Regions from separate parts of the Homo sapiens genome. Here region 2 is linked to region 1. The links are chromatin contacts, found by Hi-C in ENCODE. All regions are on one chromosome and are shown on one strand. Each heading gives the region's core, a stretch centred on a gene start or an enhancer-like site at or near the end of the contact. The rest is flanking DNA. Distances are from core to core; before and after follow the strand shown. Region 1 has its middle 39 kb from the start of LINC00703. Region 2 has its middle 110 kb from the start of LINC00703.

Region 1 (6,623 bases), core at 2,437-4,936:
TCCCATCTAATGAACTCAGAGCCAATAAAGCATTGTTGCTTTCATGGAATTACGTTGGGACATTTAACTGAAGACAAGCCACTTTCTTGGAAACATAGAACGTTTGTCTGGCTGCTGGAGGACCTGTAGTCTACTTGATAAAAAGTAAAGGTGACTGTCCCTGGAGGCAAATATATGGACCAGGAGGTGTCTATGTTTACAACAAAATGCAAATACTACCAAGACTCTCTTCCTTTTTGTGAAATGTAGCTTGATCTCATTATGAAAGATAAAATGTGACTTTATGAAACTGTATAATATATTCCCACTTTGGTAAATGAAAAGTAAATTTGACAAGAAGAATATCTTCCACAATATTAAAAGTTGTGATATAGGAGTAGCAGAATTACAGGTGATTTTAAAACTCGTACAGCAGATTTCAGTTACTTTTCACATCCTCCCTTCTCTAGAACAATACCTGGGGAAGAGGAGGGAAGACATTTTCAAAGCTCAAGAGTTTCTCATTCATTCATTTATACACTGGTGCTTTTTGAGCAGGTTCTGCACCACGCACAATGACAGGCCCCAGACAGGCCCCGGGGGGCACACTGGACGTCAGTCTTCCTGTCACTTAATTTGGAGTTTCTTTAATACATAGACTTCACCATTTTTACTTTATACAAAGTTCCAGCCACACAAGTGTGTTCTTGTCCTTGATTGCTCTGTGATAGGTGTGTGTGGGGCGGGGAAGGCAGAGCTGTCCAGGGGTTGAGAGTCATTGAGTTCAAAAACACTTGAAACAGTAAGTTTCATGTTATTCTTGACTTAAGGTATCATCGACTTACACAAGTGTATTGAAAGATTTTCCTTCGCATGCTTTCATTTATATACAAAACCAAATTATCACATTGAATGCTATATTTTATGTATAAGATAAATATACATATTATATATGTAATATGTATACATAAAGTATATGTATTACATATATACATTTACTCACATATGTAAATATATATGTTTTCTGTAATCATGAGCTGAAGAGCAGTAACTGGGAGAAAAATGTAAATATCACACACTGACCATTCTGAGAGTACGGCAAAATACCTTTTGTATGTGTGTGTGTATATACATATATGTGTGTATATATACATATATACATATATATGTGTGTGTATATACATATATGTGTGTATTATATATACATATGTATAATACACACATATATATACACACACAGACACACACACAGAAGGGTGTATATATATATTTACACACACACACACACACAGTCTGCAGAAATATATATTTAATGGGAATTTTGAGTCAAAGAGATAGTGACTAAATTAAGCATATTGGCAGTTTGAAAATAACACCTATGGCTGGGTGCGTTGACTCATGCCTGTAATCCCAGCACTTTGGGAGGCCAAGGCGGGTGGATCACCTGAGGTCAGGAGTTCAAGACCAGCCTGGCCAACATGGTGAAACCCCATCTCTATTAAAAATACAAAAACCAACTAGCCATAGTGGCAGGCGCCTGTAATCCCAGCTACTTGGGAGGTTGAAGCAGGAGAATCGCTTGAACCCAGGAGGTGGAGGTTACAGTGAGCCGATATCTGGCCACTGCACTCCAGCCTGGGTGACAAGAGCAAAACTCCATCTCAAAAAATAATAATAATAACACCTATGAAAATTAAGAGTAAATATTCTTAAAGTTTATTTTATTCTTATACTGTTTGCATTTACATGTGAGCATCTGACTGTAACTTGAACATCAAAATTATGTTTGGAGAATTCACTTTACTAATGAACAGTTCTTAACAAATGACCATGTGAGACTCAACTCTGGCTCTAGCCTCCAGCTGCTTCTTAGCCAAATATTTTTGAGTCTGGAAAGATGACTGGAAATTACATCAAAACAACATTTTGCATGGATTATCTGATACGTCCTTATTTTTGGCCAGACCAAAAATACTGTCAAAAGAGACTGCTATTTCTTCTTTTCACCCTGACAGAAACATGAAAACTATGATCAAAGTTTTCACTGAAGGGTCCCATGTAATGTTCTGTGCTTTGTTTTTCAGCAAAAGACTGCTTTATAGTAGTTTGAATTTAGGTTAACATTTGAGATCTGGTTTTCTTTCTTGGCTGAGGTAGTTCAGCTCTCCTTTGTTTGTTTAAAAGGAAACATCAACTTTCCAATTTACTCTCTAAAATTGGTTTTTGTAGTTCCCTGCTGGACTGGAAAGGCACCATCTGTTTTAATAATACTGAAGTGAAAGGGGGAAAGTTTGTGAAATGGAAGTCAACTGGGAGTGCTCTTAGTCATCACAGCTCCACTTGGAGAAGAATCCACTGTTAAGTTCATGAATTTACGTTAAACCCTGGTCAACCCAGGTAGTGTAACAATCAACACAGACTTCCATGTTCTGGCAAGGGACAGTCAGTGAGAAAATTTTACATACTGGCAAACCAGCAGCAAAAATAATCAAAATATCAGGCAGGGAAGAAAAAAAAAAACGTAAACATGTACGAAGAAAACTTCAGCTGTGAAAGAAATACGATATTTAAGTTGACTAAAATCTTTCCTTTTTCCTTTAATTCATAAACTTCACCATTTTTGCCCCTCCCTCCCTCACTGCCTTCCTTCCTTCCTTCCTTTCTTTCTTCCTTCCTCCCTTCCTTCTTCCTTTCTTTCTTTTTTTGGACATTTACATATTATTAGATTTGTTCAGGTTTTGATCATTACTGGAAGATGAGAAATTCTTGCCTCCAAGCCCAAATAATGCTAACCCTTATTCTCTGGACATTTGACAGCAGAATTTCCTTATCCTGACACTGAAACAAAGATTCTATTTCTCAGCATTGAAAGGTCTGCCTACAACTCATCTGTTCATTGGTTGATGGATGGACTGATTTGTTCTTACCTGGAACTGATTATTTAGTAACTAAACTACACACATACAAACACACACACACAACAAATGCACATACATACAAACAAAAATTAAAAAACCACACACACTTAAACACATACAACACACATGCATACATAACACACACAAATATACACACACGTATCTGGGAGGTCCCAACCTTCCAGGGGGAAACTGTCTCATGCTGCTTAAAGCTTCCACAGGCCGCACCTGCTGTTCCAATTTGCCCCTCTCTCCAGTGGTTTGAAAGGTAAGCTGCAAATAAATGAGCACTATGTATAGCTGACCTTGCTTAGAGTGGCATTTTAATGCATTTGACTACACCTGCCTCTAATTTCAGTGTTGATATTTTAATGCAATCCAACAAATTTCTAGGAGTGAATTTGCAAAATTTAAGCAAGTATTGCAAGATGAGCTGGGAACAAGCAGGTGCTCTTCTGTAAAAATATACATGGGGCCGCTGCCGGCACTGATTTCCTTAGCATGTTATCAAATGCCCTGCTGTAGCAACAGTCTTTTTCTGTTTTCTTCTGATGCTTAACTGGAGGATGATTCAATCGTAGACCAAGAAACCGTGGTTGAATTACAACATTCAAAACAGCCCGTGTGTAATGGCTCAGAGCTCCTCTGGATGGATCTTGCATCTCTAAGCTAAATGCAAGTTCACAGATTCCTAAAAATACCCCCTGATGTGAGTCATCCTGTTCCAAAGAGCTCTGAAGAATGTTTTCCACAGAAGTGGCGAGGCACAGCCCCAGGGTGTGGAGCTCTCGTCTGAGTTATGTAGGCAACTTGCGTCAGCCACATACTATGTTATAGTCTCCATATTCCCTGGCGCTGAGCGTGGATAGCTGGAATGATCTGTTGAAATACAAACCTCTGCAGCAGCTTCAACTCTGCCTCCCATGCAACTTCCCCAAACAAAATGGATCTGTGTCAAAGGAGAGGTGCGCAGGTCACTCAAGGTGTGCTTTCTATCAAAGGGTTTTTTTCAAGAAAGAAACCCAAAGCCAGAAATAAACATGGTAGCCTTGGGCTTTAAGGAAAAAACAAAACAGACAAACAAACAGACAAAAAAAAAACCTGTCTTTCTTAAAGCTTCCCCATTTTCAGACTCTCACACTGAAAGTTGAGAGATAGTTTTGCCTCCTCCGTGAGGTGGGTGGAGGGTGCTGTGAGAGAGGGAATCTCAAGCTGGCCCAGATCAGCTGTGGAATAGATGCACTGAGAAGATGCTGAGGTTTCCACATAGATGCCCCCTTCTGTCACAAGTGCAGACTCTGAAGACGCAGTTGGCCTGGGCCCCATTGCTCTGCTGTCTCCAGGAGTCATTAGTGGCACTTTATCAGAGGATCCTGGATGAAAGGAGAAATCAAATCATTTTCTAAGAGTGGGACTTCAGGCATGTGAGCCTGTGTTTTAAGAGAGAATAACTCTTTTAATGCTCCGGAAACTGCACAGCTGGAAGACTGCGGCTCAATGTACACATGTGGATAGCACAGTTGCCTTGGGTCTTTCTTCAAAATAATAGGATATAAATTATACACGAGGAAAACAAGAGAGGGTTGGTGCTGATTATCAGCTTGGACAATCAATCATACACTTTAAATTTGAAAATAAAATATTTAGGGGCACATGGCTTCATTGACTCTAATAAAAGTGTTTTATCCTCTGATTCTCACAGAAAATCTCTAGAATCTTGCTCTTTTAAGAATTCATTATTCCCTTGTTTCCAAATAGGAGCTTACCAACTATACAATAATTTTTTAAAAACAATTTAAAAGTCATATGTAATTTAGAAATTTGTCAGATTACTACCTCGTAGTCTAAGCAGCAGTTACAAGGTTATCTAGAGACTGTTTCAGAATCTTTAGTTTTTGAGCCCTATTAAAAGAAACATATTCCTTACTTTATAAAGACATAAATGGTCAAGCAATTTTAAAAAGCAACCAACTAATACTTTATTAAAATTCATACAAAAATTTACCATCTTAACCATTTAATTTGAACAACTCAGAGCCATGTAGTACAAGCACAGTGCCGCACCAATGTCATCACTCTCTGGTTCCTGAATGTTTTCATCCCTCCGGAAGGAAACCCCACACACATTAAGCTGTCACTCCCCATTCTCTCCTCTCTGCAGACTCTAGCAACTCTCAATTTGCTTTCTGTCTGTGTGGATTTGCCTATTCCCGCGATTTTATCTAAATGGAGTCAGATGGTGTGTGGCTTTGTTTACTTAGCATGACGTTTTCCAAGTTCATCCATGTGGGAGCGCATGTTAGTGTTTTTCTCCTTTTTATGCCTAAATCATATTCCATTGTATGGGTGGACCATGTTGGGTTTATCCATTCAATCGTGGATGGGTATTTGGTTTATTTCTACCTTTTGGCTATTATGAATAATGTCGCTATGATTATTCATACACAAGCTTTTGTTTGAACACCTGTTTTCAGTTTTGGGGGGTATATACCTTGGGGTGGAATTGCTTCGTCATAGGGTAATTCTACCTTTAGCTTTCTGAGAAACCAACAACCGTTTTTTCACAGTGGATACAGTGGTTTCACCATAGTCCTTTCCCACCAGCAATGTGTGAGGGTTCCAGTTTTTCCTCATTTCCAGCAATACTTGTTATGTTCATTAAAAAAAAAATAGTTACTATAGCCACCCTAGTGGGTACGGGGTGGAATCGCATTGCGGTAACTCATTATTAAAATGCAATCTGAAGCAGCACCGGAATTACTGTGCACAGAGTGAGGTAAACTAGCAGGCTCATTCTATTTTCTATTTTTCTTTTTGTCCCATAAGAATATTTAGGCCTATTCTAACAAAATGGCCCAACTCTCCACTTTTTGCAGAGGCAGATGACATTTAATCTATAGCCATGTGTGTCTGATTGAATACACCATCTCCCACTACTCTTGTAATGGCAGATTTCTTGGAAGGAGTGGTTATTTACATTCTGGTCCTCCCCATTCCCACCCCTGGCTATTTCTTGACTAACGCTGATGTTCTACTTTATCTACACCAGAGAGACATTTCCTGCAAAGGTCCTCATGCTACCTTGGTCCCTCCATCTAGTCTCCTATGTTGAGTCCTTCTGCTCCTTGGCCTGCACCAGGCTGACCCTGCTGGCCTGCAGTTCTCAGAACATGCACTTCTCTTAGCATTCATGGCCTGCTACTCTTCTGATTCTTGGGGGTTTTCTTCTTCTGATCCTTATGTGCCCATCCTGACCACTTATCAGCTGTCCCTGCTACCCAGTGACATCTTTCCTTCTCCTTCCCTAAGTGCAGGGATGATTGTTCTCCTTAATGCACACTCTCCTTAAAGAATCTTGTATGCTTTTTTTGCTTTGTTGTTTTGGAGGTGTGTGTGTGTATATGTGTTTGTATGAGTGTGCACCCGTGTGTGTGCATGTGTGTACATGAGCATGAGTATGTGCATGTGTGTGCATGTTTATGTGTGTACATGCATGTGGGTGTGGTGCATGTATGTATGTGTGTTTATGTGGTGCATGTATGTGTGTATATGAGCATGATGAGTGCGTACATATATGTATGTGTGTGCACGAGCATGTTTATGTGTACATGCATGTGTGTGGGTGTGGCGTATGTATGTATGAGTGTGTATATGTGTGTGAGTATGTGTGTATGGGGTGTGTGTGATTAGTAATTCATCTACTTATCAATATTGAGAAATTAGTGT
Region 2 (6,623 bases), core at 1,745-4,244, 150 kb before region 1:
GAAAAATTATAGCATATTTAATATGGACTAATAATTAAACACTATGTGTCCAAATATAAGTGAAAGTAGAAGTAAAGTTAAGCTGATACCTCTAAATGTATTTTATCGGGACTCAAAAACTCATCTTTTCAGAAAAAGAGCAGATATATCAATAAATGAAGCAAATAGTGGAATAAGAGAAATAACATCAAAAACAAAATTGAAAACAATGAAAATAAAATAATACAACAATATATTTAACACAGCAATTACATAGATAAACATTTTAATATATGTAGATAAAAATTGTTTAGGAAGACATTGAAGCTTGCTTAAACTAATAAAAGTATAAATGCATTGATATGCTAATCAAAACATTACTTTTCCCCAAAGCCTCAGAATCCCACGTTACTTTGAAACAATCCTAAAATTAGAGAAGAACTAAAAGGATAGAAAAAAAATCTGTTTTCTACCCTGAACCATCTGAGATAAAGTTGTCAGCTGGGAGCCCATCACCACCAAATACTTTAGTATCTTTTTCCTACAAGCAAGGGCATCCTCCTGCATAACCTCAATACTCATAATCCTCAAAGCCAGGAAGTCAGCACTGACGCATTACTGTATCTGACCCTCAGGTCCAATTTCTCCAATTGTTTCAATGTTTATCATAGTAAAGGAGCCAGCTCAGGATCACAGGTTGCTTTTAGTTAATCATTTCTCTTTAGGCTTCTTTGGTCTGGACAAGTTCCTCATACTTTCCTTGATTTTCTTGATTTTGATAATTTGAAGTTGACTGCGGCATGACAGTTCTCTGGGATTTCTTTGGCTACTGCATATCTTGCAAGGAAAGACACTGACTACTTTTGTTCCAGATTATCATTTTAAAGATGATTGTTTAGCAAATAGTTTTGGAAGATAAATAGGGTTTCTTGCTCTGGACGTACTTACTGCCCATTGTACTCCAATTCCTTTTGCATCAACCTAATAAAAGATTCAGGTTCCCTGAGTTCATGGTTCCTCTATGGTAATGCAACCTGCTGCATGTGCAGGTGTTACTGGTCCTCTTTGTGCTGCCTTATGGGAAATGATCTTAGGAAACCAACGCAAAAGCTGGTTCTCTTGCTCCTGTGACTGCTGTGTGTGATGAAGTCTTTGTCTCTGACCTAGGAGTCTTACGTCTTCTGCCGGCATCCATCACAATGTAGCAAGCTAACATTTTAGCTTGTAAGCAGAGTAAAATCTCAGACCCTCACAGTTCTTAGAACTCAGAGGCCAATTATTTAGTTTTGACAGGTATTTTCTCATGATAAGATTTAGGAAATCCCTTAATTTGGTTACATATCATAAAACTGTCATATTAGACATTATGCAAAACTTCTGACATATTCCTTTATGACTAGAAACTAGACAAAAATGTTCACAATCACTTCTGCTATGCTGGAAAGAAAGAATTACAATAGTTATTCTTTGCAGATGATATGGTCATCCACATAGAAAAGCCAAAGAATCAAACAATTATTAATGTTAGAATAAACACAATAGTTTATCAAGGTCACTTTACAACGACCGATTTACAAAAACTAATAATATTTATCTTCACTAACAGTAAAAAGTTAGAAAATAAAATAGTATATAAGATATTTGCATTCATGGTAAAAACTGTAACATTTTAAAGAATTGACTAAAGAAAGAAGTCAAAAGCCTCCCTAGGGAAAAACCCTTTATGTATTAAAGGAACTTACAGATTTGAATAGATGGAGAGACATTCAATGATTCATTAGTATTTTTAGTTTCTAAGTATTATTAAATGATGATTAGCCACATATTAGAAGGTCAATTCCATGTAGGCCTATCAAACTGTTAAGTGTTTTCTTTTTTAGGAAAAAATATAGTGTACATGAATATTTATTCTTTTTACTTATCTCTAGATTTTTTTTGTCTTTTCCTGTTTCAGTGTAGTGATCCAGGGTCACCACCATTGCCAACTCTCTTTCTAACAAATTAACAGCATCTAAAACACAACTGCCTGTGTGTCTGAGTTAGTACAGTGTGAAAAAAGTTTCTGTCAATATTAGTTTGTAAATCAGAGTTCTAATGGGATGTCCATCCACTTTACAATCAAGTTAACAAGAGAGTCAGAGAGATGAGGAAGAGGAAAACATGTTATGGTGACATCCTAGGGTGATGCCAGTGGTTATTTAGCTTGTAACTAAATATCACCTGTCCCACTATTTCACCCAGCTTCTCCTCATCAGAGGGTGCAGGAGTGGGCACCAGAGGCATACGTGTGTAGTTGACCATTCCACGTTGCCACTTCTCCCTGCTGGTGTCCTCCTGCTGCTGTCAACGGTGGAGGGAGAGCTAGCCTAATGAATTATGACGGGAACATCACTGTGGTTTAGAATTCCATATAGGAAACAATGTCATGATTTTGGGGGATAGAATTAAAAATTAATATTTTAAACATATTAAACCCATATATTTGATATTTAATATTTTTATTATTAATTTTAAAATACATAAAGCTTCTGACAAATTATTTTTATTTATTTTGATATTCATGGAGAGAAAAATATGTGGTAAAGTACTACTCTACACTGAAATACTTTATTTAAAGTTATTGAATGCTTTTAAGCAAGGTAGTTTAGAGAATTTTGAACTATCTATACAGTGGTTTTTTAAGATTCCTAGAGAAAAATTATGCTAAATAACAGGCTTTTTGAGCACTGATAATGATACTAAGTTACTTATTCAAACGTGTCTTTCTGCCAAGACCAAGTTCCTTGAGAGCAGATTCTTAAATGCAGCATCTTGGTTACCTTTGCTTACTTATTTTTTAATTTCCTTATGTTTATCTTTGTTTACTTACACCTAATCGGTGCTCAATAGACTTTGCTGAAACAAAATGACGCCTTGTGGTTGACCAGTGTCTCATTACCAGGCAGCTTGCCCTGGAGAAAAATAGAGCAGTTGGTTTAAATCAAGACGCTCTGAGAATTAGCTAAGTGATTTACCTCTGCCAAGTAGGAACTATAAATACTGTCAGACTAAAAGCACCCGTTGCCTACCTACTGTGTACTGAGCATCATTCAATTGGCACACCTACTCAATAATTGTGAACAGATGGAATTAGCGCATAGAAAAGAGCATGTGTTTTTCCCTCTCCATCCACACATACCAACCTAGAAAAATAGAATTCTCCATCATGGTATTTTTTTTTCTAACAAGGACATCGTCAAATGTATTAGTCAAACTTGGAGTCCCTCCAAAACTAAAGCTTACTTCTAAATTTAGAACTAATGAGCTCTCTGTGTGTACCAAAGTAGAAAGCACATATTTTCTCTGTTAGCATTGAGGCCTTTTATTCAACATAACTCTACTGCGAAAGAGAATATAAATGTTTCTTCTTTAGTGTTACTGGCTTGCAAAACTCAGTCACTGGGAAAAACATGAACACTAGGGAAGAATGATAGGTTTGTAGAGAACATTCATTTCAGAGAATGGTAGAATCCTCCATTTAACAGGTCTTTAAAGATCCTCCAGCCCAGCGCTTCTTAACAGCTAGAATTCCTTTTAAAATGACACCTTGGGTGATCTCCAGTGCTCTACCTACCTCCAGCGTCAAGGCAGCTCCATCCACATCTGAGTTGCTTCAGTGGAGGGTCCCCCTGGCACAAAACCAAACTCATTTTTGCTATTGCCTCCCTCAGTGACTTCTGAGTTTACTTTTTGGGACACACAGATTGAGGACTCTTTCCTATGACACTTTCCTCGTGCTTGATGACAAACAACTACCGCATGTTCCCCTCTCCAGGTTTCTCTTCTCCATGCCAAAAACTTGCATGTCTTAACCCTTCCTCAGTGCCTCAATTTCCAATTGCTTCATCCTTCTGGCCACATTCTTGCCATGTTCTCCATAATACAACTTATTAAAGATGGATATCATGACATTTAAAAGAAGTTAACTGTGGCAGAAATATAAAAAATGAATTCCTAGGGAAGGTACTCAGGTCCCAGCTACTTGTCACAGCAGAAATGAGTGATTTTTAAAATTACACTTGAGAGTAAGTCCAGGACGATTTTACTTACAGAATAAAAGGAAGTAATAATATTTGAGAACAGGGAGATGAAAGACCCAGGAACACCTTTGAGACCTACTTTGGGAGGTTAGTGGAAAATTATACTCTTAATTTTAAACCAGAATATAAAGAATAGGGTCAATTTACCTGTAGGAAGACAGACATACTTCATTGAATGTGTTCTGTTAAATTCTTATAAAATTCCCAGGTAGATGAGTCTATAGAATAGTTAACCTATCTATACCTTGGTTATATAGGAAAGCATCTCGTAGCCTGGTGTTCTCACCCAAGACAAGCCCCACAGCTGTGCTTAAGCAATTTAGGGTGCTGAAATGTAACTGAATTCTTCTTTTTCACAAATGTCTGCTCTTTTTTGCTGAATCGCAATCACAGACACCATCATCCAGTTAACCTTTCAAGTGATAAAATTGATACTTTTCCATGACTTCTCTTTTAAAAAAAATCTGTCAGTTGCCAGATTTCCTCAATCTCAAAAATGTCTATCAAATCGTACGCTTTGCCGCATTTGAACACCATTGCATTAGCTCCTCCAGCCACCAGTCTTTAGTGTCTTGTGTTGGTCCATGGTTTCCTACCTGTCCTCTTGATGAAGAGCTCTTCCCAGTGGGGATGGGGCCCAGCTTGGATAGTCCTGCAAGAGCACAGAGCTGAATGCTCAATAATTTTGTGAGCCGGTGAAACAAGTGCTAGCTTGAAACTGACCGTAAGAAGGGACAACACACTCTGGAGCCTACTTGAGGGTAGAGGGTGGGAGGAGGGAAAGGAGCAGAAAAAAAGTAACTAATGGGTCCTAGGCTTAGTACCTGATGAAATAATCTGTACATCAACTCCCTGTGACATGAGCTTACCTATATAACAAACCTACACATGTGTCCCTGAGCCTAAAATAAAAGTTAAAAAATGGCCAGGCGCCATGGCTCATGTCTGTAATCCCAGCACTTTGGGACGCCAAGGCAGGCAGATCACCTGAGGTCCAGAGTTCAAGACCAGCCTGACAAACGTGGAGAAACCCCAAGTCTACTAAAAAATACAAAATTAGCCGGGCGTGGTGGTGCAGGCCTGTAATCCCAGCTACTCGGGAGGCTGAGGCAGAAGAATCACTTGAACCCAGGAGGCAGAGGTTGCAGTGAGCTGAGATCCTGCCATTGCACTCCAGCCTGGGCAACAAGAATGAAACTTCATTTCGAAAAAAACAAAAAAAGCTAAAAAAAAAGCTAAAAAAAAGAAAATGTGGTACATATGCACAATGGAGTACCATTCAGCCATAAAAAAGAATGAGATTGAGTCATTTGCAACAACATGGGTAGAACTGGAGATCATTATGTTAAGTGACATAACTGCAGCAGAGAAGGATGAACATCACATGTTCTCACTTATTTGTGGGAGCTAAACATCCAAATAATTGAACTCATGGACATAGAGAGTAGAAGGATGGTTACTGGATTATTTGCAACTCAATGGATGAATGCTTGTAGGGGTGGATACTCCATGCTTCATGATGTGCTTATTTCACATTGCATGCCTGTATGAAAACATGTTATGTACTCTGTAAATATCCTACTATGTACCCACAAAAATTAAAAATTTAAAAAAAGAAAGACACTGACCATAGCTGGAGTATTCACAGTATGAAATCTACAAACACTACAAATTAGGACTTTTCTTTTTTCTTTTATTAGAATACAACTGATCTTGACCTTCCAGTCCAACTGCCCCCTCGGTGTCAGAATTATCTTCCTAAAAAAGCAAAGACAGTAATGCCAGTATCCACTATCAAAATGGGACATGGGAAATGCTATTTTTATCAATGTAAGGTCATGACTGAAATATTGGTGAGCAAAGCAGTTTTATATATATATATAATATATATATAATATGATATATATAATATATATATAATATGATATATATAATATATATATAATATGATATATAATATATATATAATATGATATATATAATATATATAATATGATATATAATATATACATTATATGATATATATAATATATACATTATATGATATATATAATATATACATTATATGATATATATAATATATATATTATATGATATATATAATATATATGTATTATATGATATATATAATATATATATTATATGATATATAATATATATATATTATATGATATATATTATATATATTATGTGATGATATAATATATATATATGAGAGAGAGAGAGAGAAAGACAGAGTTTTGCTCTTGTCACCCAGGTTGGAATGCAGTGGCATGATCTCAGCTCACTGCAACCTCTGCCTCCAGGGTTCAAGCTATTCTCCTGCCTCAGCCTCCTGAGTAGCTGGAATTACAGGCCGTGCCTGGCTAGTTTTTGTATTTTTATTAGAGATGGGGTTTTGTCATTTTGGCCAGGCTGGTCTTGAACTTATGACCTCAGGTGATCCACCCAGCTCGGCCTCCCAAAGTTCTGAGATTACAGGCATGAGTGACAGCACCTAGCCTGATTTAAATATATTTATAATCAGAGCACTGCACATGCACATAGAGAGACACATGCTCACAC

The links. Hi-C counts contacts between places; a loop is a spot of excess contacts on that map. Pooled maps may share reads with other maps.
Region 2: a map of IMR-90 shows a loop between it and region 1 (8-fold over the local background). The contact joins two enhancer-like sites. A Hi-C loop is called at or near these places in 5 of 168 maps with a recorded cell type or tissue (IMR-90, aorta, ascending aorta and 2 more) and 7 of 50 pooled maps.

Annotation. Positions count from the first base shown.
Region 1 is chr10:4,341,699-4,348,321 of GRCh38, reverse strand. No RefSeq gene overlaps it. Among named protein-coding and RNA genes, the nearest start is that of LINC00703, 39 kb to the left of the region's middle. RefSeq lists an enhancer at 3,044-4,243. Within about 2 kb of position 3,686, at least 20 of the 41 ENCODE cell types and tissues checked have a DNase peak (open chromatin) inside an H3K27ac peak, as active enhancers do; they include ascending aorta, where a contact is called at or near this core.
Region 2 is chr10:4,495,507-4,502,129 of GRCh38, reverse strand. No RefSeq gene overlaps it. Among named protein-coding and RNA genes, the nearest start is that of LINC00703, 110 kb to the right of the region's middle. Within about 2 kb of position 2,994, at least 3 of the 41 ENCODE cell types and tissues checked have a DNase peak (open chromatin) inside an H3K27ac peak, as active enhancers do; they include ascending aorta, where a contact is called at or near this core.